Regions from separate parts of the Mus musculus genome. Here region 2 is linked to region 1. The links are chromatin loops, found by intact Hi-C in ENCODE. Cell type or tissue: heart. All regions are shown on one strand. Links, peaks and the distances in the headings refer to the core of each region. The heading gives the core; the rest is flanking DNA.

The links. A loop is a pair of places that touch in the nucleus more often than their neighbours do. Peaks named below come from ENCODE experiments on the same cell type or tissue, not always from the same donor. Only the 100,000 strongest peaks of a DNase experiment are listed, where the experiment ranks them.
Region 2: a loop joins it to region 1, with 2.1 times the contacts of the local background. A loop is called at or near these places in 3 of 42 quality-filtered maps.

What each region holds. Positions count from the first base shown.
Region 1 is chr9:96,424,075-96,440,498 of GRCm38, reverse strand. No RefSeq gene overlaps it. Among named protein-coding and RNA genes, the nearest start is that of Gm51656, 32 kb to the left of the region's middle. In heart, for the core only: no CTCF peak of the experiment used is centred there; no DNase peak of the experiment used is centred there; H3K4me3 peaks cover 320 bases; H3K27ac peaks cover 1,747 bases.
Region 2 is chr9:96,374,734-96,391,157 of GRCm38, reverse strand. It overlaps Gm39409 (a long non-coding RNA gene), which reads left to right. Exons shown (of 5, transcript XR_871040.2): 2 at 3,487-3,579; 3 at 3,997-4,127; 4 at 11,491-11,634; 5 at 12,303-13,042. Gm40550 (a long non-coding RNA gene) reads right to left here and starts at 5,743. Exons shown (of 3, transcript XR_871039.3): 1 at 5,657-5,743. In heart, for the core only: no CTCF peak of the experiment used is centred there; a DNase peak (open chromatin) is centred at 9,577; H3K4me3 peaks cover 602 bases; H3K27ac peaks cover 1,657 bases.

The DNA of each region.
Region 1 (16,424 bases), core at 3,420-11,419:
AGAAACTCCCGTGCTCTGTCCCGTCCTGACACCTTCACGAGCCTGCATGGACCCAGCTTGCTGGAAAGAAGCTCTGGACTCTGTCCTTGGGCTTTATAGAGAGGTCACTGAAGCATGGACAATGAGTGGAAATATAATTGGACAGAGGGTGTGATCTAATGCTGACACAGGGGTGGGAGAGCCATGAGGCTGTCTACGCAGGTTGTTTCTTCCTCTGTGGATGAGGCCCAACCCTATCATCTACTATCAGGTAAGGCAGGAGAGAGAGAGGGATGTGTGTGTGTGTGTGTGTGTGTGTGTGTGTGTGTGTGTGTGTGAGGATGAGAGGAGCCCCTGTCCTCCATCTATCTTTGCAGGAAAGTTTTGAACCAGGGAGTGAGGAGAAAAAGGAGAGGTAACAAAATCATCCTCAAGGGAGAATCAGTGAGAGGGGCTTGGGATGGGACTAAGGAGGGAGTGAAGCTGAGGTCTGGAGAACGGGGACAGACAGCGACAGATCCCAGGAAGCTGTGGGAGACTGCGTGGAGAGGCTTGCAGGGAATGATGGGAGAGGGCTGGCATGGGACATACAGTCTAGGTGCTGGCATTTAATTTCATAAAGACACAGGTAGGAAGCCTAGAGCATCCTTTTGATCACATCCGGTAAGTGAAGCGTGGTCCTGGATGGAGGAGTAGAGTCCTTGAGTGGCAGAATCCTGGTCCTGTCCCCTGGCTGCTGCATGCCGGATGGTAGGCAAGCTGACTCCTCATGAGGGATGCCAGGCTATGGGACAGGGACTGGGCTGACATCCAGCCAGTCTCCCCACTCAGAACCCATCAGAGTGTCTTCCTGATGATCACAGTCCTGCAGTGGCACCGGTAGTTTAAACACCTTCTCTAAGCCTGGTCAATAATGCCTATCTGTCTAGTCAGGCTGATGAGATGATTAAGAAACAGGGCAGCCGGATATGGTGGCACACACCTTTAATCCCAGCACTCAGGAGGCAGAGTCAGGTGGATCTCTAGAGTTCAAAGCCAGCCTGCTAGTCTACAGAGCATGTTCCAAGACAGCCAGGACTACACAGAGAAACCCTGTCAAAACAAAACAAAAGCAAAAACAAAAACAAAAAAAAATCATAAAAAGGAAAGAAGGAAAAGGGGAGGGGGCTCAAGTGATAAGTGTATAGCCCCCTCCCAATTTGGGAGTCTGAGACCGGAGAATTACAAGTTCCAGGCCAGCCTGGGCTACTTAGTGAGCTCCTGTTTCAAAAAGAAAGAGAGGGAAGCAGGAGTCATTGGAAGAGTGGATGTCTAGGATGCACAAAGCCTTGGGTTCTATTCCCAGACTGGGTATGGTGGGCACACCTGTGATCCCAGCTCTTAGGGAATAAGACGGGAATACCAAAGTTCAAGTTCATTCTTGGCTACATTTTTAGATTTGAAGCAAGTCTGGACTACCGGAAACAAGGTCTCAAGACAAACAAAAAGAAAAAGCAGTCAATGACAGCCCCATGGCCACAGTTCCCACTGCTCTTTTGGCCAGTGGTCCCTGCAGTTGCATCTCTGAGACCGTGAGCCTCCAGGTCTGAGCTAAGTGAATGCAGTTTGCCTAATGTTCGGGCTGAATCTGGGCACCTACAGTTGTCTTACCTCCTCTCAGCCAGGAAATGCAAGCACGTGGGGTCCCACTTCAGTTTTATTCAGCTGAATTAGAGGCACAGTCAGAAATCTGTAACATCCTCGTGGGATGGGGGTGGGGTGGAGGACTAGAGAGGAGGGAGGGAGAGAGGGGAGGGGCAGTGTTGATCCACAGATCATGAAAACACTGAGGAACGCTCTCGAGTGAAAGCCCAGCTGCCTAGCTAGGCTATGCCACACCCTCTTCTTCAACATAATCAGTCTTAAAGGGTTCTGTTTGGTTTTCTTGTGTCACTGAAGTAATCAAAACCCAGGCATAGTGACAATTGGCTAACACCTGTTGAGGGCCCCCCGTGGGCCAAGATTTGGGAAGGCATCCAAGACACTGTTGGCGCTTTAATCTTCCCTAGGTAGCTTCAGCCTCAGAGGGGTTGAGCAGCTGGCTGGGGGTGTGACTGGCTAGAAACCTCTAGAGCTAGGAACTGAACCAGGACAAACGGATGCCAGGAGAGACACATTCTCCCCCCAGACAATCGAAGTAGTATTACGGACACCCTTTTGTGGACTCTTCGTGGGATTCTATGAAACCACGTCCTCTCAGGATTGTCAAAGAAAACAGGAAGCCCCTCTGGGGAGGCTCACCCCCCTGTTCCCCAAGCCAGGAAGTGGCTGGCAGAAAGAGCGATACGTAGCAAGGGCAGGAGCACCCGGGTTGAGAGCTTGGGGCCGTATCGGGCGGAGCCCTGAGCCAAGTCCCCTGGGGTCCCAGGGCTACATTCCTCTGAGGTCTGCGGAGGCCACTGCTTAAAGGCGCAGAAGTGCAGCTGGGAACGAGAACAAAGCGGCCAGACCCCCCTCGGAGGAAGGAAGGAGCGAGCCCCAGGAAGCAGCTGATAGCGCTAAGCTCAGCTTGTTTTTTCCTCTGCTCAACAGTTCTCCTGCCACGGCAAACAAAAGACGTACGTTCTGATTCCCTTCGGTGTTTGGATTGCGGCCGCAGACTGGATCTGCTTTGTGAAGAGCTGAGGGTAGCTTCTGGCTCGACCTGCCGCTTGATGGCAACGCTGTCCGCCTTGCCTGTCCCCAGCCAGGAGCCCCACGAGGGCATTGCTCTAGATCAAGGGATGAGATGTCGAGATTTCTACCCGTTGACTCGTGACCTTGGCATTGAAGGACCTGCAGCGTAGGCCTTAAAAACTGTTAAGATAGGAACCCTTGTTCCATGGAGATGCCCTGTCCCCGCTATTATCTCAGCCAAGGTCACAGCCCGCTGCTGTGCAGGGCCACACTGGGACTGGTGCCACCTTTATCCCATGGGTCAAGGCAATGGCAATAGATGTCAGGTTCCTGGAGGATCGGGGTCCGAATCCCGGTCTGTCCGCCTTCAAGGTCACCAGTAAGTGACAGGTGGGTCTAAGCAATCCCCTGAGCATGATGAACGCAGAGACTTTGTACTCCCGGGTGTGAGCGGTGAGGGAGTGGGCAGACCTTGTCAGTGTCCTAATCCATAGTCTCAGGACAGGGACAGGCCAAGATGCGACAGCAATGCTGGGCATGGTTTGTTTTGCTCCAGCAGGTGTTGAACGTGTGGCTATGCCAAAGGCCACCAGCAAACCCACACGAAGCAAACACAAAGCTTCCACTGATGGGTCTGTGGGCTGCCGATTCTTGTGGGCTTTACAGTGCGGCAACGGCAGTGCTGGTCACATGGACCGAGAGACTGTTTTGATGCCAGAGACTAATGCTCCGATCCGATCCGTCACCACAGGAGTTAAAGGAGCAGCCAAGAGATCAGCGTGGTTGAACCCCCGCTCTAAGCTGCCTGCCGTTCTCTCCTCCCCTCCCACTCTGAGACTGCAGTTCACATGCCGAAGACAAATGGCATAAAGGGCAGGCAATTAATTTTTTCAGCTGGAGACTGATGGAATGTGGGTGTTTGGCATGCACCTCTGTCTCCAGTCTCCTCAGGGAAATACCTCCCGGAGGGCCCTTCAAATTCCTCATCTGCCCTTTAGGACCAATATGTAATTCAGTCCTGAAAAATCAGTCGGAATGGGTCTTGTGTCCACTATACCAAGAGCCCAAGGACTGCACAGACGACAGGCCCATTCGTTTATTTGTGGTTTTGGTTTGTTTGTTTTTGTTTTCTAACCCAAGGTTTCATGTAGTTTAGGCTGGCCTCAAACTCACTATGTGGACAAGGCTGGCCTTGGACTTCTGATCCTCCTTCTTGTTGGGGTTACAGGTGTGTGTAACTGAGGGGACAGTTCGTCATGACTTTCCTTGGAGAGAGAGAAAGGTCGTCTTAGAATATACCTCAGGGTCTAGATTCCAAGTCCCCAGAACCTCTGTTGGGTTGGACCAGGCCAGCCAACCTGGTGAACAAAGGCAAGCAGAGCATAAAGAATTTACTGGATAGGATGCAGAGAAGCCCTGGGGACGGGGTGCACACCTTTAATCCTAGCACTCCGGAGGCTGGGGCTGGTTGATGTCTGAGTTCTAGGCCTACTCTGGTTGATAGAGTGAGTTCTAGAACAGCTAGGGCCACACAGAGAAACCCTGTCTTAAAGGGGGGGGGGTGGCTGAGGAAGGGGGGAACCATGCAGGGAAGTGTATTAACATAACAGCCAACAGGACCTGGAACTGGAGAAAAACTACTGCATCCATGTTGATAGAGGTATGAAGATGTCAGAGGTAAACATACAGGCTCAGGCTGAGCAGGGATAAAACTCAATAGTAAAACACATATCTAGCAACACGGGTTTAAGGCCCAGAGCTGCTGCAGCTGCTGTGGCGGAGGCCGAGGCAGCTGTTGCTGTTGAAGAAGAGGAGGAGGAGGAGGAGGAGGAAGAAGGAAGAGGAAGATGATGTAGGTCTGTTGGGATGGGCTGTAGCTGTGTGTTAAAGCATGTGTTAAGGCTTGCCTTTGATTCCCAGAAGCGTATTAACAAGGCAGACAGGCATGGTGGCGCATTTCGGCATTTGGAAAGCAGGAGCCAGAGGATCAAAATTTTAAAACAAGCCTGGGCTACATGAGACCCTTAAAAAGAAAACAAATAAAATGCATTCTTCTGTTGGAAACTTAGGAGGGTGACCTCAGGCAATCTTTAATGTCTTTTGATTCTGTTTTCTAAGCTGCAAGATGGAGCGGCAGAGGTGGGGAGGGCAACTGTCTTGTAGGGTCATTACGAAGAATAAATAAAAACAAGACTCATACAAGCATTTAAACTATTTAGCATGTAATAAGCACCTAATTGTATCCAGTATTGTGTTCAGTTTTTCCTCGTAGCTCACAATTATTTGCACATGGTAGGCCAGTGCCCTGCCACTGAGCTATATCTAGGCAAGTCCCGTTATCTTTTGGAGATTTACAGTGAGGCGCCGACGACATGATGACTAGTTTCAGGGTCGGGAAGAGTGAGGCCATAGAAGGAACAGGACTGTCCATGCTTGATAATCGTTGAAGCCAGGTGAAGGGTGCAGTCTGTAAATCAGGTGCTCCACCAGCCCTCCCTTCAGCAACTCGGGCCCTGCAGCAGAGGTCATGACCCACCACTGCCAGAAGCAGCGTCTGTAGAGTTCTGCGCTTTCCTATGCAGGTTGCACCCTGTAAAAGGTCCACCTTTCCTTGTTCTCTTTCATTCTGTCTCCCATTCTCTCTCTTTCTCTCTCTCTCTCTCTCTCTCTCCTCTCCTCTCCAGTCCCAGACAGCTTTTCCCTCTCTCCCCTCCCCCACTGACCCTCTTTCATTAGATCTGTTGCAGCACTACACCTGTTTCTCTGCCTTTATCCTAACAGTCTATTCTAGACAGGCTATTTTCAGAATGTTTAAAATTTCCCATAATAAAATGTTTGTTTTTTTTAGGTAGAAGAAGTATATAAAAAGTAGAAGTTCTCTTCCACCTTAAAGGGTAAAAGGACCAAAAGTCGAAGATAGGAGTAAAAGCAAACATAGAGATGAGGTTTAGACTTCTTTTTTTTTTTTAAAGATTTATTTATATATTATATGTAAGGACACTGTAGCTGTCCTCAGATACTCCAGAAGAGTATCATTACGGATGGTTGTGAGCCACCATGTGGTTGCTGGGATTTGAACTCGGGACCTTTGGAAGAGCAGTCGTCTCTTAACCACTGAGCCATCTCGCAGCCCTAGACTTCTTTTTCTTAAGATAGAATCTGACTGTGTAGATCAGGCTGCCCCAGACTCAGAGAGATCTGTCTGCCTCAGCATCCCCAGTGCTGGGATTAATCACTAAGTTTGGGATTACCAAAAAGTTGAAAATTGCTGGATGGCGGTGGTACACGACTTTAACCCAGCACTAGGGAGGCAGAATCAAGCCAATGTCTGTGAGTTTGAGACCAGCCCATCTACAGAGCAAGCTCCAGGACAGCCAGGGTTACACAGAGAAACCCTCTCTTGAAAAAACAACCAAACAAACAGAAAAGCTGAAAATAATAAATGAACATTCACTCAGCTAAGTTTAAAAAATAAAAAGTTTTAAAAGGAAAACAGGAAAAGAACAGGAGAGAGAAAATAATGAAGTCAGGTAAAGAAACTGGGTTTTTTGGCTTGAGGAGTCCACCAAAACCCAGCACCAGATATGTAAGGAACAGCACTGGGCCGGGCGTGATGGCGCACGCCTTTAATCCCAGCACCTGGGAGGCAGAGGCAGGCGGATCTCTGAGTTCGAGGCCAGCCTGGTCTACAAAGTGAGTTCCAGGACAGCCAGGGCTATACAGAGAAACCCTGTCTCGAAAAAACAAAAACAAAAAGGAAAAAGAAAAAAAGAGCAGCACTAGAATACACGACCAAGAAATGTCATGACCTGAGGCACTAGGCTGCCTCAGACACCTCCCAGCTGCCCTCTCCCTTGGACCATCTCTGTTACAGCTCATCTAGGTCAAGTTGCCTTCACTTTCCCAACAGGATGAAAAACGCTGTGTTGAATGCTATGTCTGATTATACAGACAAGTTACCTTGGGGCATAAACCCTTGGTTTACTGTTCAGGAGGTGGAAGGGACCTGAATTCGCCCTCCGATCTCTCCTATGTTTCCTTGTTGTGCCACCTCTAGAAGAGTCTCTCCAGCCTGATGAATCAGCAGCCAGCCCAGCTTTGCGTATTTGAATATATATTCAATTTGTGTATTTGAATATATATTCAAATACACATGAAAATTGCCATATTTTCACACTCAGGATCTGTGAAATATATACACTCAAGAGTTTTATCATTGACACTTTTAGTCACTTTATTGAGCTGTAATTTTAAAATATCAGCCTATGGTAAGTCTGGTTTTTTGTTTTGCTTTAAAAAAAAACAAAAAACAAACACACACACACACACAAAAAACAAAAAAACAAAAAAAACCAAGCTGGGCAGTGGTGGCTCATGCCTTTAATCCCAGCACTTGGGAGGCAGAGGCAGGCAGATTTCTGAGTTTGAGGCCAGCCTGGTCTACAGAGTGAGTTCCAGGACAGCCAGGGCTACACAGAGAAATCCTGCCTTGAAAAAAAACAAAAAAATAAAACAACAACAAAAAAGTTATTTCTCTACTGCTGGTTAAATGAGCCCGTTCAAGCCAGATTATATTATATTAAAGGCAGGTTTATTGGGAAGTTCACTCGCTCTAAGGACAGAGGACAGGGAAGTAGACAAGAGGATGGGGGGAGTAGAGGAGGGAGAGAAACAGAAAAAGGTCATGTGTGCAGAAAGAGGAGAAAGAAAAAGAGCAAGAGATCAAAATGTCTGCATTATATAGGGGGTAGGTTATGCCAGGTAGGGACTCGGAATGCTGGGAGAAGCTGGAGGCCAGGTCTGCTTTAGTATGTAAAATATGCGCCTCAGTCCCTGGGACTGTAATCATAGAGGGTTGTGAGCCACCATGTGAGTGCTGAGAATTGAACTTGGATTCTCTGGGAGAGCAGCCAGTGTCCTTAACTGCTGAGCCATCTGTCCAGTTCCAAGTCTCTTTAAACAAGCATGAAGATGTGCAAATGCTACCAGAACCAATGTTAGGTCATTCCTTTGCCCCACCGCCAAGAAATCATGTACCTTTAGCAGTCCCTCCCACTCTCTCCCCCTCCTAAGCAACCAAAAGTCTACTTCCTGTATCTGTGGAATTGTCTATTTTGGACATTTGGCATGACTATGTTTATATAAAATACAGTCATTGTTGACTCGCTTCCTTTGTTGAAAATAAACACTTTCAAGGTCCATCAATGAATGGCATAGCAATTACCGGGTACTTTGTATAACCACACAATATTGTGTCTTCTGGCATTAGTAGACAGCTTGAGTTGTGCATCACCATCTATCTGTGTAGCCATCCTCCATCCATTTAAGCCACCCTGTGCATTTCCCTTTCCAGTCAAGCCCCTGCCCCTGTTCCCTACTCTTAGCATCGTCCACTTGCACACCTCTCAAAGCTAACATCACACTACTACTCAAAGGCACAAAAATGTGGTGAGCTGGTATCTTCGGACATCTGGCTTCTACGGTAGGTGGAACAGAGAAATGTGGAGTGGATATTTCTTTTCTTTTCTTTTAAAAGATTTATTTATTTATTTATTATATGTCAGTACACTGTAGCTGTCATCAGACACTCCAGAAGAGTGAGTCAGATCTCATTAAGAATGGTTTTGAGCCACCATGTGGTTGTTGGGATTTGAACTCAGGACCTTCGGGAGAGCAGTCTGTGCTCTTAACTGCTGAGCCATCTCTCCAGCCCGGAGCAGATGTTTCTATACTGGCAGATAATTTATCAGTCTTATCCACACCTTGAACTGTAACGGGTCCCCAGACCTTAGCACAATTGACTCCATGATGGAAGCACCATTCAGGCCACAAGACTCAGCAAGTGGACAGCACCGCCTGCCCAAACTAAAACAAAGACCGGATCCATCAAAATCTACAGTTCTGCGGAGGTCTCTAAATGTACTAACCTTGTTTTTAGACTTCTGTAGTTTCACTTCTGGCTAACAGTTCTTGTTAGTAGAAGAATGTCAGCCCAGGATATGACTTTTTGTGCTGAAAAGCTCATCTTGAAAAAAGCTCGGGGCTAAAAAAGGATCCCAAACACCCAGTGCTGTTGCCACCTAGCAAATAAAGACTTTCTGGGGGCTGAAGCCCATGTCTGAGCAGTCTGCTCTGGTGGATACCCCACCTTACAACTCCAGACTTCACATCCATCATAGCATGCCACAGACTTACAGAGTTTACATTCCAGAAATACAGATCCCTCAGAAGGTCTCTGGATATTTCCCACATTTCCCCTGATTCTTGCAATGCTGATTGCCTGGACAGCCTTTCAGGTGTGACAAGTCCACACTCTCAGCGTGATCCATGTCTGTGAAGTACCCTTAAAGCACTCACACTCACATGCATGCATGTGCACCCCCCCACACACATACACACACTCTCTCTCTCATACACACACACACACACACACACACACACACACACACACACACCCCTTTCTATCCCTGCTTCAAATTCCATTTTGCCATTCTACTTTATTGGATTGACCTTCTGACCTGCCTGGCTCTCCACCAGTGTAAATTATCAAAGGCAGAGTGAACCTTCTATGTCCTGGTGTCCTGGGAACTCATTGCGGAATATGGCTTAATAAATGCTTGCTGCACACTGACCTGGAAAATATCTACTTGCTGTTGTTTACTTAACAATCATTGTGTTGGACATGCACCAAGGAAAACTCTGTGCTAAGTGTCTGCGTTTGGATACAAAGAAAAATAGGGCCATCCTGGGCCTCAGAGATGCCCACGGGAATCTCTTGTCTGGACAAATGCAAAATCAGACGAAATGCCAGGATGGCAAATGTAAACTGGGACTGTCCCAGGCAAACTGGACTATATGTCACCCAAATTATAACCTAGCTGTGGTGACAACATCAGTGTCATCCTGATTCATGTCCCCTTTAGACCTAGTCACTGCCAGATTTTTTTTTTTCTTTTTCTTTTTAATGTGACAGGTCTCACTATGTAGCCTGGCTGGCCTGGAACTCTGTGTATACCAGGTTGCCCTGGAACTGACATATCTATCCATCTCTGCCTCTTGAGTGCTCAGATTAAAAGTATATTTTTAGAGAGAGGCTTTCATGCAACTGAAGCTGGCCTTGAACCCATGATGGATGGCCTTAGACTCCTGACTCTCTTGCCTCTACCTCCCAAGTGCTGTGTGCACATCACTATATCTGGTTTATGTGATACTAGAAATCATACATGTTAGGCAGGCCACAGTTCCAGCTTTTAGAGTTGTTTAAAAAAATATCCTTTATGTGGTGGTGGTACATGCCTTTAATCCCAGCACTCAGGAGGCAGAGGCAGGTAGATCTCTGAGTTCGAGGCCAGCCTGGTTTACAGAATGAGTTTCAGGACAGCCAGGGCTACACAGAGAAACTCTGTCTCAAAAAAAAAAAAAATCCTTTATTAATTTGCTGAGGATGTCATACAATATATTGTGATCATATTCATCTCCCACACTGTTCTCATTAACTCCTCCCACTCTACCTTACACCCTACTTTATATCCAGTTAGTTAGTTAGTTTTATTTACATCCCAAACGTTGCTCCCCCTCCAGGTCCCTCACTTACAGGTTCCCCCACTTCTTCTCTGAGAGTGTGGGCCTCTCCTTCGGCTTCCCCCACCCTGGTACATCAAGTCTCTGCCAGACTAGGTGAATCGTCTCCCACTGAGATGGAATGAGACAGCCCTGGAGACCAAGCTGCATGTCTGCTACATATGTGCCAGGGGCCTCATTCCTGCCCCTGTATGCTCTTTGGTTAGTGGCTCAGTCTCTGAGAGCTCCCAGGGGTCCAGGTTCGTTGACTCTGTTGTTCTCCTTGTGAAATTCCTATCCCCTTCAGGGCCTTCAATCCTTCCCCAAATTTTCCATCAGTGTCCCAACCTCCGTCCAGTGTGTGGCTGTGGGAATCTACATCTGTTTCAGTCAGCTGCTGGGTAGTCTCTCAGAGGACAATTATGCTAGGCTTTTGTCTGCAATCATAGCGGAGTATCATTAATAGTGTTTGCCCATGGGATGGGTCTCTAGTTGTGCCAGTTAGTGGTTGGCCATTCCTTCAGTCTCTGCTCCATCCCTGAATTTCTTTTAGACAGGACAGATTTTTGGTCGAAAGTTTTGTGGGTGGGTTGGTGTCCTTATCTCTCTATGGGGGTCATGCCTGGCCACAGGAAGTGGCCTCTTCAGGTTCCATATCCCTACTGTTAGCCATCTTGGCCAAGGTCACCTGCATTGACTCCTGGGAGCCTCTCCTAGAGGCTCTTTTTTATTTTTTGAGACAAGGTTTTACTATGTAGCTCTGGCTAGCCTGGAACTTGATATGTAGTTTAGGTTGATCTCAAACTCAGAGCTATATCTGCCTTTGTCTCCTGAGTTTGGGGATTAAAGGTGCTCATAACCTGGATCCCAACTTCTTTCTTTTACCTTAAAAACAAAAAAAAAAACAAAAAACAAAAAAAAAAAAACCCACTGTCTTAGTCAATTTTTTTTTTTTTTTTTTTTTTTTTTGGCTATGAGGAGACACCATGACTCAGGTGACCCTTAGAAAGCAAGATGGCATGCATGATGCTGGAGAAGTAGCTGAGAGCTACCTCCTTATCCACAGACAGCAAGCAGAGAGTTACTGGGTCTGGTATGGGCTCTTGAAACCTCAAAGCCCATCCCCAGTGACACACTTCTGAGGCTATGCCTCCTACTCTTCAAACAGTTTCACTCCCTGATGCCTAAGCATTCAAATATATAAGCCTCTGGGGGCAGATTCAAACTGCCACTCACACCAAGTTTAGTTTGTGGCTCCTGTAACTCCTGGGTGTCAGGCCATTCACTGGGACATGGTCTACTTTCCAGAGGCCACATAGCTAAAGAAAACTGACTCTCTACCCAAGAAGCCACCAGCTGCCCATCGTTCCCCAGTGTGGAGTGGAGGGTCATGAACTCATTCTCCTTCCATGAGCATGCTGACCGGTTTGATCTTGTACAGATCGTGTGCAGGCAACCACAGCTGCAGTCAGTTCACGAGGGCAGCAGCTCTGTCATAGCCAGAAGACACGGCTTGGCTTCGGTCTTCACTGACCTCTGATTCCTAGCTTTTAGGTTTTTAAGATGAAAAGAAACGGCGAGAAAGGATTTAATGCATCCCAGAAACCTGTAAATGCAGGAGGCCGAGGGCTTGGCTCAGCTGCAGGTAACACGGTCCAGACATCTGCCTTGGCTCCGGAGGAGACCACGACATATAGCAAACAACATCTCATTCCGATGAATTTTTACAAAAATACAGTGTTGGAATGAAAGTGTTGGCTTTCTCTTTCACAGAGCAGCTGTTCCCTGTAAGCTTTTCCAGAAACGTCACAAACAGTTTTATTTGAAACAGTCACAACAACAGACGCTTTCTGTGAGGGCTTCGCTCGATGAAGCTGCTGCTGGCAATGACCCAAGAAAACATTTTTTTTTTCCCTAAGGAAGTTTGTCAATATTTCATCTTGTAGGACCAAAGCATACTGGCTTGCTTTCTCTTTTTCTCTTTTCTTTCTTCCTTCCTTCCCTGATTGGGCTAACTGGGTAGCCAGTAAGCTCAGTATCTAGTATGTATCAGTAGGGTCAGAGTTGTTATTATCATTATTTAATTTCAATTTTAATTTTTTTGGTTCTTTTTAGACAAGGTTTTCTGTGTAGCTTTGGCTGTCCTGAAACTCACTCTGTAGATAAGGCTGGTCTGGAACTTACAGAGATCTGCCTGCCTCTGCCTCTCAAGTGCTGGGATTAAAGGCATATACCACCGTCACAGAGCTGAGTTATTTTTGTAAGGCTTCAATGTTTTGTTTTGTTTTGTTTTGTTTTGTTTTGTTTTGTTTTTTAAGATCTATTTACTTATTATATGTAAGCACACTGTAGCTGTCATCAGACACTCCAGAAGAGGGAGTCAGATTTCATTAAGGATGGTGTGAGTCACCATGTGGTTGCTGGGACTTGATCTCAGGACCTTTGGAAGAGCAGTCAGTGCTCTTAACCACTGAGCCATCTCTCCAGCCCCTTCAGTGTTGTTTTTGAGTCAGGGTCTCACACTATCCAGTGTGTTAATTACTTTTCTGTTGTTGTAGTAAAACGCCACGACCAAAAGCTACTTCAGTAAGAAAATGTTTGTTTTGGCTTATGGTTCCAGAGAGACAAAGTTCAATATGGCCAAGACGGCAGAGCAAGAAGCAAGAAGCAGTAAGTGGTTCTAGACCTTCAAAGCCAGACTTCACTGGCATCCTTCCTCCAGCATGGCCATATCTCCTAACGGTTCTATAACCACTCCCAAACAGTGCCACCAACTGGATGCAAATGTTAACTATATGAGTCTATTGGGGAGCATTTCTTATTCAAACCATCATACCCAAGCTGGTCTGGAACGCTACATAGTTAAGGATGACTTTAACCCTCCTGCCCTCCAGTGCTGGGATCTCTGTGTACAGGTGCTGGAGGCTGAGCACAGAGCCTCATGTGTACTATGCAAGAGTGTAACTAACTGAGAATACCCTAGCTTCTCTAAGGAATTAAAAGATTAGTCAGGCATGGTGGTATTCCTTTAATCCTAGTACTTGGCAGAGGCAGAGGCAGAGGCAGAGGCAGAGGCAGAGGCAGAGGCAGAGGCAGAGGCAGAGGCAGAGGCAGAGGCAGAGGCAGAGGCAGAGGCAGAGGCAGAGGCAGAGGCAGAGGCAGAGGCAGAGGCAGAGGCAGAGGCAGAGGCAGAGGCAGAGGCAGAGGCAGAGGCAAAGGGGTGTTTGTGAGCTTGAGGCTAGCCTGGTCTATATAGTGGGTTCCAGGCCAGCCAGGGCTATATAGTGAGATCCTGTCTCAAAAAAAGAAAAAAAAAAGATTGATTTTAAATTGTGTATATGTGTGTATCCAGGTGAGTGCAGATACCTGAAGAACTGAGAAGGGTACCTGGTTCTCCTGGAGCTGAAGATACTGATGATTGGAAGCCACTCAGCCTGGGTGCTAGGAATCAAATTTAGATGCTCTACAAATGTAGCATGTACTCTCCAGACTCAGACTTCTCTCCAGCCCTCAAAGCAGTCAGTTGTATGATTAAATTGTCTTTACAACTGAACTGGAATGTGAGAAAAGTTGCAATGTACATTGTTCTGTTAGAATGTTTCTTATTAAGGCTCCAGCTGTGTCGCCCAATCACCTTCCTCACAGAGAAAAGTCTGGTGAACCCAGAAAACGCCCCATGTCTTCAAAACGATCAACTTCTCTCGCCTGGAAGCCAGTTTAGTTGACGGGGCTGCTTGTGTCAGATCTTTATGTAAGACATACATGTCACTGATGCACCTGCGGAACTCTCCAGAGTTTTGGGTGACGGAATTCCATGACCAAGGTTCGTTCTTCTAGAGATTTGCTGCAGGTGCTTTCCCCATTGAGTGCCAGGAGGAAACAGCAGAAGCGGATCTCTGCAGAACGGAATGACCCCGCCGCTGTGCCGTCAGATTGTGGGAAGAGCAACCCACTGAGTCTGGAGTGTATTTGTTATTGTAAATTGTCCTCTGCCAGGCAGCAGCAAGCAGTGGGAGGAGGGAGTCTCCGCTGACACAGTTCTCCATGGTGCCTTGCTTGTTCCTAATGAAGGGCTCCCCAAGGAAGGCCTTCCAAATGAGGCCTGAGAATCAGAGGGACATTCCTATCCCAGGACAGTAGGAAAAGCAGGTGAGCTCACTACCAGGACACACTTCCCTCTTTCCCCAATGATGGAAGTCGGTGAGGTCAGGGTTTTCATTAGAGCCAGGAGAAGGAACCTGGTTTGTTTTAATAGTGGAAAGCAGATGTCTCCCATCTCCCTGCCTTCATGACTTACACAAAGCCCTGAGAGCAGAGAACAGGACCTTTGTGATGTACCTGGAAAGTGAGCATCTCCGATTCTTAGCAAACACTCATTTTACTGTCCCTTTGTGTTTCTCTCGCGTCTTCCAATCTGTCATCTGCTTCTTTGCTGGAAAAAGCATTTGAATCTGGAAATAGATGTTCTCCCCTCAAAAGTGTTCCAGAGCTTTGACAGCCCTAGTGAGGAGGCAGTGAGGGTGGACTTCCGTTATGGTCCTCTTTGGACCCCACCTCCTGTTTCCCTGGTAACGCCAGACAAATAAATTACCAGTTTTGCCACTCCTTGGATTCAAAATATCATAAGAAAAATTGGAGAGGTGGGGGTTGGGTGGGGGTGGTTTTAAACTTTCATTTTGTCTCAGGCGAATCTCCATAAATTTGAGGCCAACTGGGGCTGCAGAGTTGGCTCAGTGGTTAAGAGCACTGACTGCTCTTCCAGAGGTCCTGAGTTCAATTCCCAGCAACCACATAGTGGCTCACAACCATCTGTAATGGGATCTGATGCCCTCTTCTGGTGTGTTTTTTAGACAGCTACAGTGTACTTATGTACATAAAATAAGTAAATCATTTTTTAGGATTTATTTACTGTATTTATGAGTACACTTTAGTTGTTTTTAGACACACCAGAAGAGGGCATAAGATCCTACTACAGATGGTTGTGAGCCACCATGTGGTTGCTGGGAATTGAACTTAGGACTTTTGGAAGAGCAGTCAGTGCTCTTAACCGCTAAGTCATCTCTCCAGCCCAAAATAAATAAATAAATCTTTAAAAAAAATTTTTTTGAGGCCAACCAGTTATACAGTGTGACCCTGCCTAAGTAAATAAATGAATAAACAAATACACAGATAGATAAGCAAATAAATAATATTGAAGGACTACCAGTGTTGCCCTGCACAGACAGATAGATAACATTGAAAAAATCTGAGCTTTGCTGAGACACAGTAAGAGAAAGCTACTATCTAGTCAAAAGAACAGACTCTAAGCTCTGTCTCTGTTCCTAGGTAGAGCTGACATTCTACATTATGCAAACCATGACGTAGGATTGTCTTCGCTTTTGAGAGCTAACCCTACTGGACCTGTCTATCACCTGTCCTGGAAGGCCCCTGCCACCCTGAAGCCATGCTACAGAGACGGGAGGAATACTTATGCGTAATGGGATGTCCCCTCCTAAAAACCTCACTCAAGTCATGCAGACTCCTGCTGAGCTTCCCTCACGGGCACTGAGGCTCTCAAGTCCTCTCCCGGGTTATGCTGAAAAGTCTTTTCCTTCTTTTCTATGCTGGCTAAAGCCTGGGCATGCTTTCCCAGAGTCTCTCAAGTTCTCCACCAAGCACCAGCTCTGCTGTGCAGCCGCCCGTCTGCTATCTGGTTGCTTGGACCCAACTGCGGTAGGCATGTCTTCCTCGCTTTTCTCCCTTTCTCCCTTCTGGAAACTGCTGGGATTTACAACTTACCAGCTCTGTTGTTTTTCTTTCGAACTCTAATAAAACTGTCCCTGAGTGTTCTAGTTTGCTCTCCGTGGCTGTAATAAACACTCGGACTAAAAGTAACTAGGGGAAGAAAAAGTTTACTTCAGCTCCACGGAAAGCCTCGAAGGTGCTCTTCTTGCTGGCCTGCTCACAGGCTCGTCCTGCTTTCTTTCTCGTCCTGCCCAGGCCCACCAATCCCAAGGGTAGTACCGCCCACAATGGGCTAGTCCCACCCATATTAATTAACAATCAAGAGTTTTCGCCTCTGGTGATGGCCCACACCTTTGATCCCAACACTCTGGAGTCAGAGGCAGGCAGACCTGGAGGATGAGAGGCAGAGTCCAGATGTTGAGGCCAGCTTGGCCTACAGGGTGAGCTCCAGGACAGCCAGTACTATGCAGAGAAACCCTGCGTAGGTGCATATGAAGACCAGAGCA
Region 2 (16,424 bases), core at 5,701-13,700, 52 kb after region 1:
GATTAAAGGCATGTGCCACCACTGCTCAGTTCTTCTTTTAAAGATTTATTTTATTTATATAAGTACATTGTAGCTGTTTCGAGACACACCAGAAGAGGGCATCAGATCCCTTTACAGATGGTTGTGAACCACCATGTGGTTGCTGGGAATTGAACTCAGGACCTTTGGAAGAGCAGTCAGTGCTCTTAACCACTGAGCCGTCTCTTCAGCCCTTGTTTGTTTTTCAAAACAGAGTTTTACTCCATAGCCCTGGCTGTCCTGGAACTCACTATGCAGACCAGTTTGGCCTCGACCTCACGGAGATCTACTTGCCTCTGCCTCCTGAGTGCTGGGATTAAAGGTATGTGCCACCACCACCTGGCCAAAGTCCTAAATAGGTCTCTGCCCTCTCCTGCAGGTACAGCCCCTTGGGCTGGGTGCTATCCTTTCACCTTCAAACAATAAACTTCATCTGGGTGCGGTGGCACACTTCTGTGATCCCATTCATCACTTAGAAAATTGAGGAGTTGGACGGATTGCAAGCCCAAGACTGCCATGGGCTACGACGTAGTGAGTTCTGGGCCAACCTGATTATATCAGTGACTTTTCTAATGGTGACTGTGACAAAACACCAAGGCCACTTATTAAAAAGAAAAAAGATTTTACTCAGGCTCTGGTTCCATAAGGTTGGGATCTACAATGGCAGGGACATCATGACCATAGGCAGCAGACATGGTAGACAGGACTGGAAGCTGAGGGCTCACATTCTGATCCAAAGCATGAAGCAGAGGGTGAACCAGGAATGATGTGGGGCTTTGAACCCTCAAAGCCTACACCCCAGTGATGCATCTTCCTGCAAGGCCCCACTCCCTAAACCTACTCCAACAGCACCAGACCAAGCTTTGCGGTCTCTGAGCCAATGGCGTGATTCTCATTCAAACCACCACACTGGTCTACAGAGCAGACTGTCTCAAAATACCCAAACTCCTACCAGCCTACAGAGCTTTAATCCAGCTACAGCTCTAGAGCTCAAGCCCTCTACAGAAAGGAAGGATTCCTCCTTCCTGACCTTGGTGGTACCAAAGGTTTCATTTACTGTCTTATTGTGTTTAGTAACTAAATGACTATTCCCAAAGGGTTGTAAGTCCCTGGAGGTGTGTAGCTAGTCTTTTGTTTGTTTGTTTTGAGATGCTGGGGATTGGACCTAGGCACCTGATAGGCAACCACTCTACCACCAGGACAGTCTTATTGTGTCAGTCAGGCTGGCCTTGAAGCCATCATCTGCCTGCCTGTCTCTGTTTCCCCAGCTTGTGACTAACTGGCTCTGTGTGTCACCTAAGAAGCCTTTCTGCTGGAAGGGGATATTATCTGTGTTATCTATGGTTGTGTGCCTGATTTTTCCCCCCTGTGGTGTCATGTCTATACTCCAGAGATCAGCCCATTATCCCTGACTCAAGGATAACACCTGGTGAAACAGATTGGCTGTTTGAGAGGAGTGATAACAGTGGTGGCTTTTTCTGAGAGCGAAGAGGGCAGGTGGCCCTCCATTCTTTAGGAGTTAGGCAGCTGTGAGCTGCTGGGTGAGTCTGTTGGAACCAAATCCCTGTGCTCTGGAAGAGCAGCCAGTGCTCTTAACTTTGCAGCAATCTCTTAAATCCTAGGTATTCTGGCTTGTTTTTGTTTTTGACAGCCTCATGAAGACCAGGCTGCCCACAAACTGACCTTGAACTTCTGACACTCCAGCCTGCACCACCCAAATGCTGTGATTATAGATATTCATTACCAAACCTGGTGTAGGAGATACTGAGAGTTAAACTTAAGGCTGCATGATAGACAAGGACTCTGTCAGTTGATCATCATTCCAGCCTACAGTTTTGGTTTTTGAGACTGAGTCTCATGTAGCCCAGATTGGTTTTGAATTTGCTGTGTAGTGGGGCCAACCTTGAGTTCCTGATCCTCTGGCCTCTAGCTCCCAGTGCTGAGCTAATAGGCCTATGTCATTATGACTGCCTCAATGCAATTATTGGCTTAAGCCAGGATTATCAAATGACGTTAAAACCTATATGGATGGCTTTCTAAGGAAGCCAGACCAATTTTCCTGAAGAATCCTGAATATCCTCTTTTAGGCTTGTCTGTTTCTCCACATAGATGTTAAGCTAAATCCTCTATTTCATTTCAATAATATCTTAATAATAATTTAGTTACAACCAAATTCAGTAGTTTTGGTTAAAACACAAATGCATGATGGTGTGCACTTTACACTGCATGGCTCAAGCAAGATCTAATGGATAACACTAATAAAGGTGCTGAGGCCATCAGCTGTCACAGGTGCCATACTTGCTGTATAGACCAGGCTGGCCTCAGACTCACAGAGGTCTACCTGCCTCTGCCTTGAATGTTGGTCTACACAGCAAGTTCCAGGGCAATCAGGGCCTAGTAAGACCCCCGTCAATGAAGGAAGATGCCATTATAGGTAAAATGATAGTTTAAAGCCATAATTAGGAGGAATGCCTTGTTCATAGCCTGCAGAAACCAATTATAAATGACATTTGACACTTAAGGGGCTGGAGAGATGGCTTAGTGGTTATGATCACTTGTTCTTCTTTTAGAGGACCCAGGTTCAATCCCCAGCACCCACATGGTGGTTCACAAGCATCCATAATTGCAGTTCCAGAGGATCCAATGACTTCTTCTAGCCCTCACAGATAACAAGTATGCATATTGTATATATACACACACAAAACACATAAAATAAAAATAAATACATCTTGAAACATTCTTTTTTTTTTTTTTTTTTTTTTTTTTTGGTTTTTCGAGACAGGGTTTCTCTGTATAGCCCTGGCTGTCCTGGAACTCACTTTGTAGACCAGGCTGGCCTCGAACTCAGAAATCTGCCTGCCTCTGTCTCCCAAGTGCTTGGATTAAAGGCATGCGCCACTACACCCAGCTGAAACATTCTTAAATAAATAAATAAACAAGACAGTTGAAGTTAGGCGTTGTGGTGCTCACCTTTAATCCCAGCACTCTGGAGACAGAGGTAGGTGGATTTCTGGTCTACATAACAAGTTACAAACCAGCCATGAATAAGTGAGACCTTGTCTCAAAAAAAAAAGGACAAAATAGAAGTATTAAGTATGTATTAAAAGTATTAGATAGGGCTGAAGAGGTGGATCAGTGGTTAAGAGCACTGACTGATCTTCTAGAGGTCCGGAGTTCAATTCCCAGCAACCACATGGTGGCTCACAACCATCTGTAATGGGATCCGATGTCCTCTTCTGGTGTGTCTGAAGACAGCTACAGTGTACTCATATAAATAAAAATAAATCTTTTTTTTAAAGTATTAGATAATTTTTAAAAATAGTATTAATTTTATTAGATGAAAAAAATGGCACCCATTGCTGAGCATTAAAACCTAAAAAAATAAAGAAAAAATGTTATTTTGACTGTATTGGAAGATATTTTTTGCTTGGTTTGGTTTTAATTTATTATTGTATCTTTTATGTGCAGGGGTGTTTTGAATGCATATTTGTCTGTGCCCACATGTATGCAGTGCCCATCGAGGCCAGCCAGAAGAGGGTGTCAGATCCCCTGGAACTAGAGGTACAGATAACTGTGAGTCACCATGTGGGGGTGCTGGAAACTGACCTCTGGTCCTCTGCAAGAGCGGGCAATGCTCATAACTGTTGAGTCATCTCTCTAGTTAGCCCCATTATTCTTATTTAGAAATGCATATTGGATAGGAGGATGAGGCAGGAGGATTGACATTAAAAACCTGCCTTGGCTATACAGTGTTATGCTGCCTTTTTTAAAAAGTGAAGGAAAGAAAGACCTGTAGACAGGAAGGTTGGGGGTGTGGTCAGTGGGTCTGTACTTTTCCAGTGCACTCAAGACCTGGTTTCATCTCCAATACCCCTCCCCACCCCAAAACAGAGAAACACACATACGTGTGTTTAAGGCTCTGTAAGAAGTGTGCAATAAAAGTTACTTCTTACATTTCATTTATTTATTTATTGGTAGACACGTGCCAAGTTTGCGTGTGGACAAAGGACAACCTATGGGCGTGAGTTCTCTTCTTTCACCATGGGGGACCCAGAGATCAAACTGGATCACCAGCACCTTTACCTGCCAAACCATCTTACTGGACCTAAGTGAGTTCTTATTCAATAGATCTTAGGCAAGCTGCCACCCTCACTGCTGCGTATATCATGTGGAATGCGGGCCGAAGGGATAGCCATGTCTGGAACATGCTGGTGTGGAGCGGAAGGGAAATGGAAGATGATTAGATCTGGGGAGAAGGCTTGATCAATAAAGTTCCTGCTATGTGAGCATGAAGACCTGAGTTCAGGTCCCCAGGACTCATTTGCAGGCGTGGCTGAATGTGTCAGTGTGTTGGTCACCCTGGCTCTGAGCAGGAGAGTGAGAAACTGTTTTCAAAAAGTCAGCACCGTGTGCTCAGGGTCACACTCAGCCTGTGCTGAGACCCTGTCTCAAAATTTTTTTTTAATTTTAATTTTTAGTAATTATCTCATTTATTTTGAGACAGGGTTTCTCTCTGTAGTCCCGGCTATCCTGGAACTTTCTATGTTTCTATTTCTATTGAACTCAGAGATCTGCCTACCTCTAAGTGCTGGGATTTAAGGTGCCTGCCACTACACCCAGCTTTTTAAAATTTTTAAGGTGGAGAGCTGTCACAAAAGTCCCCTAACATCTCCTTCTGCCACCCACATGTGCACAGGCAAACCCCTTCATTTTGTCCTTCAAAAGGCAATGAAAGATAATGGAGCCCCACTTTATTTTTTTAGGGTTTTACTGGTTAAAGCCAGGCACACGGTGAAGTCTAGCATCGGTGAAGTAAAGAAGTGTAAGCTTCCCACAGGGAGGGGCAGTAGAATTATCTGGAAATCAACGACAAGCAGAACAAAGCATCCCAAACTCAGACATAGCAACATTGTTTATTAGGGAGAAAATTGCAATGTTAAATCCAGATGTTGGAAAGCAGCGAAGACTAAAAAGTAAATGAACTTGGCTTTAACCCCTGGACCCGGAATAGCAAACAGGAGAAGGAAGGAATTAATAGAGCAAAATAGATAATATCAAACAGAAAACCCAAAGCAGAAGGTCTAGGTTGTGTGTTCTGATAAGATCAGAATGTAGAAAGCCTTTGGCAACTATAAGCCAGAAAGAAAAAAGGCACACTGGCATGCCAAACAAAAACAGCATGCCAAGATATCCAGCCCCTTGAGATACTGTGCCCCCCGTATTTATCCCAGTGAACTTAAAGTTTTGGATCACCAAGAAAAATATAAACTACCAAAAAGGATTCAGGAAAGGCTGAATTTACCAGCAAGAAACAAATAATCCAAAATGTATCTTCAAAGAAAGGAATTCCTTCCCCCCACCCCCACCCTGGTTGGGGGGGATGGGGGGAGGTAGCGTGCCTGTAATCCAACTGCTCCGGAGGTGAAGGGGAGCGGGTCAGAAGTCTAAGATCATCTTTGTTTACAAAGTGAGATCAAGACCAAGCGGGGCTTTGATAAGATACTCAAGTTTCACCACTGTTTAAGGAAGGCATGGACCTCATCTGATAGGAAATGTCTCTTAGTGAGGGATTGTCTCATTACTGAATGTCTCATTAGTGAGAGATGGAACGCTCCTTAAGGGTAGGAATAGCTCTTACCTCAAGCTGCCACAGGACCAGGAGCTGTCAGTGCGCTGAAAGTAATCAGCAAAATCCAGCTAGGCAGTTGCCTTTGCGAGGGCTTCCTGTAGCTTTCCTGGTCATTTCCTCTCTGTCCCCTCACGTAAATTTGCCTTTTACATGCTGGTGACCCTCATAGGCGGAGTCTCGCCCCTGGGTACCTTTCATACCAGGAAGGGAAGAGATTTCTCCATAACAGTTACAGACGCTTTGCTGGCACATTCTATCTGTCCGTACTTTAGCATTTGCTTGCCTTGCTAGACATCACACACCTGAGCCGTATGCTATATGAAAATTTTCTCCATCAAAGAAACTAGCCCATCACTCCTGTATTCAGTTCTCAAGTTCTCACTCTGCCATGGGCAGAATGCTAACACATCCTCCCCCCCCCCCTTTTTTTTAGAGGGTCTCACTATGAGGCTCTCTGCTGGCCTTGAACTCACAGAGATCTGCCTGCGTCTCTACCTCCCAAGTGCTGAGTATAAAGTCATGCGCCACCATGCCGAGCTTGCAAATAGATTTCTCTTTTCTTTTCTTTTTAAAACTAGAACACAACATGAACGGCCTCTAGCCCAGCTCCCAGCAGAGTCGTTGTTCTGCATATGAAACCTCTGGAGTCCAACCTTAACCTGGACTGTCAAACACTTCTCTCTGCCTTCTTGTCTTCCAAGTTCCTATCGGAATGGCCCGTTAAGCTTGATTTTTAGCACTTTGGGGCTTTTTTATTTTATGTATGTGCATACACTGTAGCTGTCTTCAGACACACCAGAAGAGGGCATCAGATCCCATTACGGATGGTTGTGAGCCACCATGTGGTTGCTGGGAATTGAACTCAGGACCTCTGGAAGAGCAGTCAGTGCTCTTAACCACTGAGCCATCTCTCCAGCCCACTTTAGGGGCTTTTGTTGCGCATGACTGGAAACTCTTGTACCCCACACAGACCCCAACACCAGCCTAATAACCACATGATCAGGTTTACTGCAGCAACGGCCCAACTTCTCAGCAACGGTAATTTGTATTAACTGTCTGGTTGCCAGAAGAAAATTCATGACAGAAGCCGTCTACAGGACAGAGTGTTTAGCCTGGCTCACAGTTTGAGCAGGCAGTTCCTGGTGGGAGCCGTGGCTGAAGGAGTTTGAGGCAGCTAGTCACACGGTGTCTCCTCATGCAGCGAGAGCAGCCAGCAGTTCTGGCTGGTTCACTTTCTCCTTTTCGGTCTGAATAGGGCTCCAGCCCATGGGACGGTGCCTCCCATGGTTAAAGTGGTACGACATCAACACACTTCATCTATTTAGTTTCTCACAGGCATGCCAGCTTTTGCTTGCAGTGATTCTAGATCTTATCGGGTTGACCCGTCAACATTAAACATCAGTTAACCGTGCAGATGTGGAGTTTTCTGCTTACTAAACATTTCAAAGTGACGCTTAAGTAATCACTTGCTACATGCCCCAAGTGAAGAGATTAGTGCTGAAATGCCTTTTGGGGGTGGGTGGGTGGATGGGAGCCGCTAAGTGGCTCCAGGCCCAGGAAGTATGGCGTGTGAGGAGGTGATGACAAATCTATTTAATAAACCAGAGAAAACAGCCACCTTCCTGGGGAACTGGGAGGGCATTATAATCCCTGGGGATTTAGAAACTAAGCCAGGGTGAGCCAAAGATTGGGAAATGAAGCAGGCGCTTACTTGCTCGGAATCTTGAAGTCAAGGTCAGAAATAATGAGACGCAAAAGTCGCCATCCCTAGAGTTGTGTGGAGTTGGAGGCAGTAGGACTGAGCCTGGGGGGTAAGCAATAGAGTTCAGTTAAGAGCCAGAAACGGTCCCAAGACAAGTTCATTACCCGAGATACACTGACTGCTTTTCTTTCCAATCAATCTGAATTGCGGTCAGAAAAGGCTGGCAAGATACGCCAAGAGACGAAGTCAGCTCTGGAGAACACGCCTGCCCTCCCAGCACGAAGAATTGGAGGCAGGAAGACCCGGAGCTCCAGGTCACCCTTGGCTACATAGTGAGCGTTAGGTCAGCCTGGGCTCCATGAGATATGAAAAAGAGAAAAGAAGGGAGAGAGAGAGAGACACTTGACTTCCTGAGGTAGGAGGGACTGATCCTTGGAAGAACTTAAGAAGAGGCTAAGTCTTGGGTCTGGTGGGTACACCCACTGGCCAGCCTCCCGTTTAAATCCAGAAATCAAAAGGCACTCGCTTTAGAAAGCTGGTTCATCAGGGAAATCCAGAGTGTCTGAGGATATCACCTAGCCAGCCCTTCTCCCAAAGACTAGGCTAGTAGATGAGCCCCAAAGGCTGGTGAGCACAGAGGGTACAGGGGCATCAGATGCAGAAAGACCTTCCGAGAGATGGGCTGGAAGCCTCTTACTGGAGATCAGCCCTGTTTGTAAACGGAGGAACATAGAAGGAAGTTAATCTTGGCTGGCACTCCGTTCTCAAGAGACCGCATCCCTAAAGGCCAGAACCATCAGAAGTGGTCAGCTCCTGGGAAAAGCCCTGCAGTGTGCACATGGCCCAAGGCCAAGCTGGGGGTTTGGATTTCCTCTAGGCAGATTTACATTTGCCTTAGAAATAGTCAGGGGACTAGAGAGATGGCTCAGAGGTTAAGGACACTGGCTGGGCTTTCAAGGGACAGAGGTTCAGTTCCCAGCATTCCACATGGCAGCTCACAACCATCTGCAACTCCAGTTCCTAAGGGTCCAAAGCTCTCTCTCCTATCATTGTGGGCAATGCATGGACTTGGTATACAGATGCATATTCAGGCAAACCCCCATACACATAAGATAATAAAAGACCTGCGGTGACAAGCCATAAAATGCTTGGTTTTTTTTTTTGTTTTTTTTTTTTTTGTTTGTTTGTTTTTTGTTTTTTTTAAGCATGAGGACCTGAGTTTGATTCCCGGAAGCCCACATTAAACAGTTAGGTTGGTGTTGGTCTCAGGACCTCCGAAAGCTGTGATATCACAATAGGCGGGACCCGGAGACCTGTTGCCAAGGCAACAGTCACCATATTCCCAGAATCCACTTGGCTCACCTCCCACATTTACCGGTGTTACATCATCACCCATAAATAAAGGCCCCTCTGATCTCTTTCTCTCTCTTCCCCCTTCTCTTTCTACCTCCAACTTGCCTCTCTCTCTCCCAATAAACCTCTTACACGTGGAACTGCTTTAGCCTGGTGTGCTGTTTAGATGCAAGCCTCTATTCTAACACATCAGTTGGTATTGGGTGCTTGCAATCCCAGTGCTCAGGAGACAGAGACAGACAGGTCCCTGGGGCTCATGCCCTCCAGTGTAGCCTCATTGGCAAGTACCAGGTCAATGAGAGACCCTGTCTTAAAAACAAGGTGAGCAACTTATGAGCAACGGGTCCTTAGGTTGTCCCTCTGGCTTTCACACATACTACACACACATACACACCACAAGCACACACACACAAAATAATTAGACTTTTCTCCTAGGTGGCCATTTTCTCCCTCCACATCATCTAAAGGATTTCTGAGACAACGTTTATCACAGACCAGATGGTCTAACCTTGGTAGGAATCACAAGAGAGTTTTCTTCCCAGCGTTTTGCCAGCCTGCTATTGTATTCCGGCTTGTCTTTCATTCTGTTACACTTATTCCCAACTTTGCTTCAGGTGTGTGGTCCCTAAATGACATTAGAGCAGAGGCCAAAGCCTGCAGTGGGTTTCTCATCGGACACCAAGGAAAGGAAAACATACGAGGATCCACAGATACAGCGAGCTAAGACAGATACCGGGCACAGGCACGCACAGGCACGGGCTCTCCCCTCTTCACAGCTGTGAGGCAACTACTTGGGCCTTTCAGAATGCTGTTAAACAGGCCAGGCACCGTCCAGGCGTGGTTTCAGAAGAGCGGCTCTTGCCTTCTCTGTGTTTTCCCACAGGGAGCCTGAGGAGAGATCTTAGTCATCCCTTATCGCCTGGCAGCTTCCTGCTCAGGCAGCGGCAATGTCCAACATGTATGAGTAACTCTTGTGCCTTGTTTTATTTAACACACGCAGTAGATTTAGCTTGCTTTCTTTTCTCGAGCAAGGTCTTACTATTAAGTTCTGGCTGCTGTGGAACTCACCGTGTAGCCCAGGCTTCGCCTTAACCTCACCGAGTTCCACTTGGAACTCTGCCTGCCAAATGCTGAGATTAAAAGCGTGGACAACACTAAGTTGAACCTTAGTTTTCTGATCTAACTCCAAGCGGGGCTCAGTGGACCAGGGTGGGAATGGGGGATGGAGACCCCTAAATCCACCTGCTAAGTAATGTAACCACTTTATTACTCAATCCAAAAGTGATTTCTCCCAAGAAGTAGAATGTGGGAGCTTTCCTTGGTGGTTCAAAACACAGTGCTGTTTCAAGTATCAATGTCAAAGTACAATATCATCAATACTTTGCATCCAGAAAAGATTTGTCCCTTCACCTTCTTTTCAAGTGTTGGGAACCGAATACAAGCCTTGCATAGATTAGGCAGGCACTCTACCCTCAAGCTACACCGCCACTCGCAGGAAGAATCTAAGAGGGCTTAAGTTGTGAAAGGCATTCACAGTGGTTCTAAACCTGAGGGTGGCCTCCCTTTTGGGAGGTTAAACAATCCTTTCACAAGAGTCACCGAAGGCCATCGAAAAACACGGATATTTACATTACGATTCAAAACCGTAGCAAAATGACAAAATGACAGTTATGAAGTAGCAATGAAATAATTTTATGGCTGGGGGTCAGCACAACATGAGGAACTGTATTAAAGGGGCACAGCATAGGAAGGGCGAGAGCCCCTGCTGTAGAGGAGTCCAACAGCGAATGATGCACTAGGACGAGCCTGGTGTGGTATGTGGGTGCTGGCGGGTTGCTTCTTTTCCTTTCCCCCAAGAGCTGAAGATGTGGGGAGCCAGCCTAAAAATAAGGCCATTCCTGGAAGTCTAGTTTCCCTAGTCTCTTTCATGACACTGCCCCTCTTTTTTTTTTTTTTTTTTTTTTTTTTAATTGGTTTTTGAGACAGGGTTTCTCTGTGTAGCCCTGGCTGTCCTGGAACTCACTCTGTAGACCAGGCTGGCCTCGAACTCAGAAATCCACCTGCCTCTGCCTCCCAAGTGCTGGGATTAAAGATGTGCACCACCACTGCCCAGCCTAAGGTCCACTTCTTGCTGCTTACTCTCACACAGAAATGAGTGATCTCAAGGCAGAGACCGGAGAGAGACTCAGGAGTTCAGTGCTTTGCCTAACATGTCTGAGGCCCTGGGTTTGAGCCTGAGGTAGAGGGATAGCTTCGAGACATTGTATGTTGTGAGACTTAAAGAAAAGGTTGCCTTAATGGGTCTGCAAATACGCAAGTGACTCTGGGTTCAAGTGCTGCTCTCTCTCTCTCTCTCTCTCTCCCTCCCTCCCTTCTTCCCTCCTCCCTCTCCCCGTCCTCCCCCCTCCCGCCCATGTGTGTTTGTGTTTGTGTGTGTGTGTGTGTGTGTGTGTGTGTGCGCGTGTGTGTGTGTGTGTATGTGTGTGTGTGCTGGGGATTAAGCTGGGGTAAGCACTCTACTATTGAGCAACAACGTCCCAGTCCCTGAGGCATTTAAATAGATTATAGGATTCCTCTCTCCTTTCTTCTTAACACTATTTCAAAGCTCTGAAGCATCCTACAGGAGTCAAGAGTAAACTCTCTCAGGCTTTCCCATTAGCACTCCTCCCCCACTCTGGTGTCCTCAAGTGCTGTACATGAACACAGGACCTTAGTCAGGGCGACCGAGGTCAATGACAGGACACGTGGGAGTTTTGAGAGTTTGTCTTTTCTGTGTGAAATCCTGCAGGCCTACAGACTTCTGGAAATAAATGATGAGGCAATGGAACAATCAATGGAAAGCAAGATTCCAGGATTTGTTTAGAGCGCCTGGACCTCGAACCAAACCTTTCTTGAAGCCCGTGACCTCTGGACTTTCCAGCTGTGTTCACCTGTAAGTTCCCTTTCAATTCAATTCAATTTCATTGTCTTTCCTGTTTCTTTTTCAGTTTCTTTCAGTTTATTTTCTCTTCCTTCCTTCCTTCCTTCCTTCCTTCCTTCCTTCCTTTCTTTCTTTCTTTCTTTCTTTCTTTCTTTCTTTCTTTCTTTCTTTCTCTCTTTGCTCCTTTCTTTCTTTACTCCTTTCTTTCTTTCTTTCTTTCTTTCTTTACTCCTTTCTTTCTTTCTTTTTACTTTTTATGATTTCATACTTGTTTGTCATGACGTAAAATATTTTGATTGTTATTCCCAATTATCCTGTCTTGCCCAACACACTTGTGTGTGTGTGTGTGTGTGTGTATGTGTTTTAAACCTCTGAAGCATCTCTCCACATCCTAGGGTTGTTTTCATAAGCACATTTAAGGAGTTATTCTCCTTTGCAGGGCTGGGGAAAAAATATCCCCACCCCCACCAAACATTAATTCCACCCCTCCCTAACAGTTCCTTTGGGAGGGGTGGAGTCTCGTGTGCCCCACCTCTGTCCTCACACAGTACTGACAGGCCCAGTCACACTCGAGCATGTAGCATGTGCAGAGTTGCAGCTGCTGGGAGTTATGAATGTAGCAGCCGTGTCAGGTTGGGAAGACAGCATTCCATAGCACCCCTTCTCTATCTCTCTTACAGTCGTCTCTCTGCTGCCTCTTTGACATTCTCAGAACCCGGGAACAGGTGATGCAGACTTCTCATGTATGGCTGAGCCCTCAACAGACCCTTGGGCCAGTTATGAGTCTTTGCAGTAACTGTTGCCACGACAAAAGAAATGTCTGTGGCCAAAACCAAGAGCAGCACTATGGAGTATGGACATGGCTGTGGTTTGCATAAGGTGTCCCATCATCTTGGGCATTTGAATACTTAGTCCCAGTTAGTGGTGCTGTTTGGGGACACAGGAAGAGTGGCCTTATTAGAGGAAGTATGCCGTTGGAAGTTCAGAGATTCGTGCCATTTCTAGTTTGCTCTCTGTTTCTTGCTTGTGGTTCAAGGTGTTAGCTCCCATATCAGTTTCTAGCTCCAGCCTCCCTGTGTGCCTACCCGCTGTCATGCCTCCCCATCTTTATGGACCATAACTCACCAGGACCATACGCCCAGATAAATCCTTCTTCTATAAGTTGTCTTGCTCATGGTATTTTATCAAAACAATTAATACAAATAGAAATATATAGAAAGCAGTTTCACCGGAACTTGATCTTGATTGCCCGCCAGAATTGGGTGACAAAACCCAATTGTTGAAGACAGCACACACGTCGGTTGCAGAACGTAGAGAAAGCAAGCTGGAGGCTTCCTTCTTGCTGTCTGGCTCTCATAGTACTGGGAGTGGGGAGCTCCCAGTACTATGAGATCTTTTTTTTTAATCAAACCAACATCATCATCTCCTAAGCCGTGAACAATTTAAATTCACTTAAACAGGGCCTGGAGAGATGGCTCGCCAGCTAAGAGTGCTGTCTGGGGTTCCAAAGGTACTTAGTTCAATTCCCAGCAACCACATGGTAGCTCACAACCATCTGTAATGAGATCTGATGCCCTCTTCTGGTGTGTCTGAAGTCAGATTACTCATATACATATAAATAAATACATACATACATACATACATACATACATACATACATACATACTTTTAAAACCTTTACTTAAACAGTAAGTGGAATTATCACCTTGTTTACGTCATCAGGCACACATTCCTTCCTGTGAAGCAGGTCACAAGTTCCATAGGAAAGCAGTTGTTTGCCTCCATAACAGTGGTGCCACCATTGTGCTAGTGTGTATACACACCTTTCCCGGAAAGTCATTAGTGCAACCTGCAGAGTCCCAGTTGAATAAGACTGTTGATGACTCCCCTCGAGCTCCCCACTCCCAGTACTATGAGAGCCAGACAGCAAGAAGGAAGCCTCCAGCTTGCTTTCTCTACGTTCTGCAACCGACGTGTGTGCTGTCTTCAACAATTGGGTTTTGTCACCCAATTCTGGCGGGCAATCAAGATCAACGCTGTCTTGGTGTCTGTTCTATTGCTGTGAAGGGACACCATGACAATGGCAACTCTTTTAAAAGAAAGCATTTAATTGGGGCTGGCTTACAATTTCAGAGGTTCAGTCCATTGTCATCATAGCAGGGAGCACGGTGCTAGACAGGTAGATGTGGTGCTGGAGAAGGAGCTGAGAGTTCTACATTGGGATCCACAGGCAGGAGAAAGAGAGAGCCACTAGGACTGGCTTTGGCTTTTGAGACTTCAAAGTCCACTCCCAGTGATACATTTCCTCTAACAAAGCCATACCTTCTCCAACAAGGGCACAAATTTCATAATCCTTTTCAAGTAGTTCTGTTTCCTGATGACTAAACATTCAAATCTATGAGCCTGTGGGGGACTTTCTTATTCAAACCATCACCAGTCTCAATGGCCGTCTTACTTCGGTAAGGGTAGAAGATACAGGGGACAACTCATAGGTTGGTACCTCACCCATGGTACTGGGATGTTCAAGAATCTGTGGTTTATGTACTCTCTGTGTCTTGTTAGGGAAAGATAAATAACAAATACATATTAGTTAGGGTTTTAGTGCTATTGACAGACACCATGACCAATGCAAGTCTAATAAAGGACATTTAATTGGGGCTGGCTTACAGGTTCAGAGGTTCAATCCATTATCATCAAGGTGGGAACATGGCAGCAGCCAGGCAGGCTTGGTGCAGGAGGAGCTGAGAGTTCTACATCTTCATCTGAAGGCTGCTAGTGGAAGACTGACTTCCAGGCAGCTAGGGTGAAGGTCTTAAGTCCATGCCCACCACGACACACCTACTCCAACAAGGCTGCACCTCCTAATAGTGTCACCTCCTAATAGTGTCACTCCTTGGGCCAAGTATGTACAACCCATCACAGAATACAACTTTATATGATTCTTAAGAACATAAAACACAGTATATTTTTATGGAGTTTTTTTTTGTTTTAGCTTCCAAATCAACACTTAACCAAAAGACATTTTTTTTCCCATTAATTTTGCTTGTAAGGTAAAGTTACATATTTATAGGTGGGGTATTGAAAACCAGTGGCTATGTATAAAAGTAATAAAGCATGTGACTTCAGCATGTGACTACAAAATAATTAGAATCTAGGAACTGGAATTTCCCACTCAAGTCTCTTAGAAAATAACATGTTGGCCAGGTAGTAGTGGCACACACCTTCAATCCTAGCACAGGGAGGTGTTTGAGGCCAGCTTGATCTATAGAGTGAATTCTAGGACAGCCAGGGCTACGCAGAGAAACCCCATCTCAAACAACAAATCAAGAAAACAAACAGAAAAGAAAAGAATATGCTGATATTGCCTAAAGTGTTATTTAAATCTTCCCGAATGTTCCTCTTACTGAGATTGTGACAACTTCCTGTGTAAAATGACAGAGTCACTTCTATGTCATAATTATTTTTCACTGAAAACAAAACATCAAACTAATAGGAAGTGATACAGATTACACAATCACCTGGCAACCTCCTGGCAACTGAAAAATTGGACTCAAACTTCGGCTTGCTCCAGCTTCCCTCTAGTCTAACAAACCAGAAACCTGTGGCTTATTTGAACAAGAAGAAAAGGACCCTCACCACCTGAAACCGTCATCTCTGCTTGCTAGCTTTCCTGGTACTGGAAGGTTCTATGCACACTCCCAGGGGAGAAAAACTATCAGTAGACTTACCCAGTTGTGAACCCTGCAAGCCACACTAACGACTAGCAAGATGTGCAGTCGAGGTTCACTTGGTGGCACAGATGGTTTTGGAGTAGGCAACCACTCCCTGGATTTAAAGCCTGCCCCATGAGATGGAACTTTCGTCCTTGGTATCATTAACTGTGGCTGGTCCTAGACCCTAGGGGAGAATCTAGTACTATATTACTCTGCCAATCAATAGTAAAATTCCTTGTAAGTTCCTATCTTTTTTTTTTTTTTTTTATGTTTAAGGTCGTTTAGGCCAGATCTGTCATGTACCACATGTTTGCAGTGCTAGAAAAAGATATCAGATCCCATGTGTCTTAGTCAGGGTTTCTATTCCTGGACAAAACATCATGACCAAGAAGCAAGTTGGGGAGGAAAGGGTTTATTCAGCTTACATTTCCACATTGCTTTTCATCACTAAAGGAAGTCAGGACTGGAACTCAGGCAGGTCAGGAGGCAGGAGCTGATGCAGAGGCCATGGAGGGATGTTCTTTACTGGCTTGCTTCCCCTGGCTTGCTCAGCCTGCTCTCTTATAGAACCCAAGACTACCAGCCCAGAGATGGTCCCACCCACAAGGGGCCTTTCCCCCTTGATCACTAATTGAGAAAATACCCCACAGTATCTCATGGAGGCATTTCCTCAACTGAAGCTCCTTTCTCTGTGATAACTCCAGCTGTGTCAAGTTGACACAAAACTAGCCAGTACACCCTGTAACTGGGGTTACAGATATTTGTGAAGTGCTATGTGAGAATTGAACCTGGGTACTCTGGAAGAGTAGCACGTACTCTCTTATTGCTGAGCCAGCTTTCTTTTTACATACCTACCTTCCTTCCTTCCTTCCTTCCTTCCTTCCTTCCTTCCTTCCTTCCTTCCTTCCTTCCTTCCTCTCTCCCTCCCTCCCTCCCTCCCTCCCTCCCTCCCTCCCTCCCTCCCTCCCTCCCTCCCTTCCTTCCTTCCTTCTTCCCTTCCTTCCTTCCTTTCTTCCTTCCTTCCTTCCTTCCTTCCTTCCTTCCTTCCTTCCTTCCCTCCCTCCCTCCCTCCCTCCCTCCCTCCTTCTC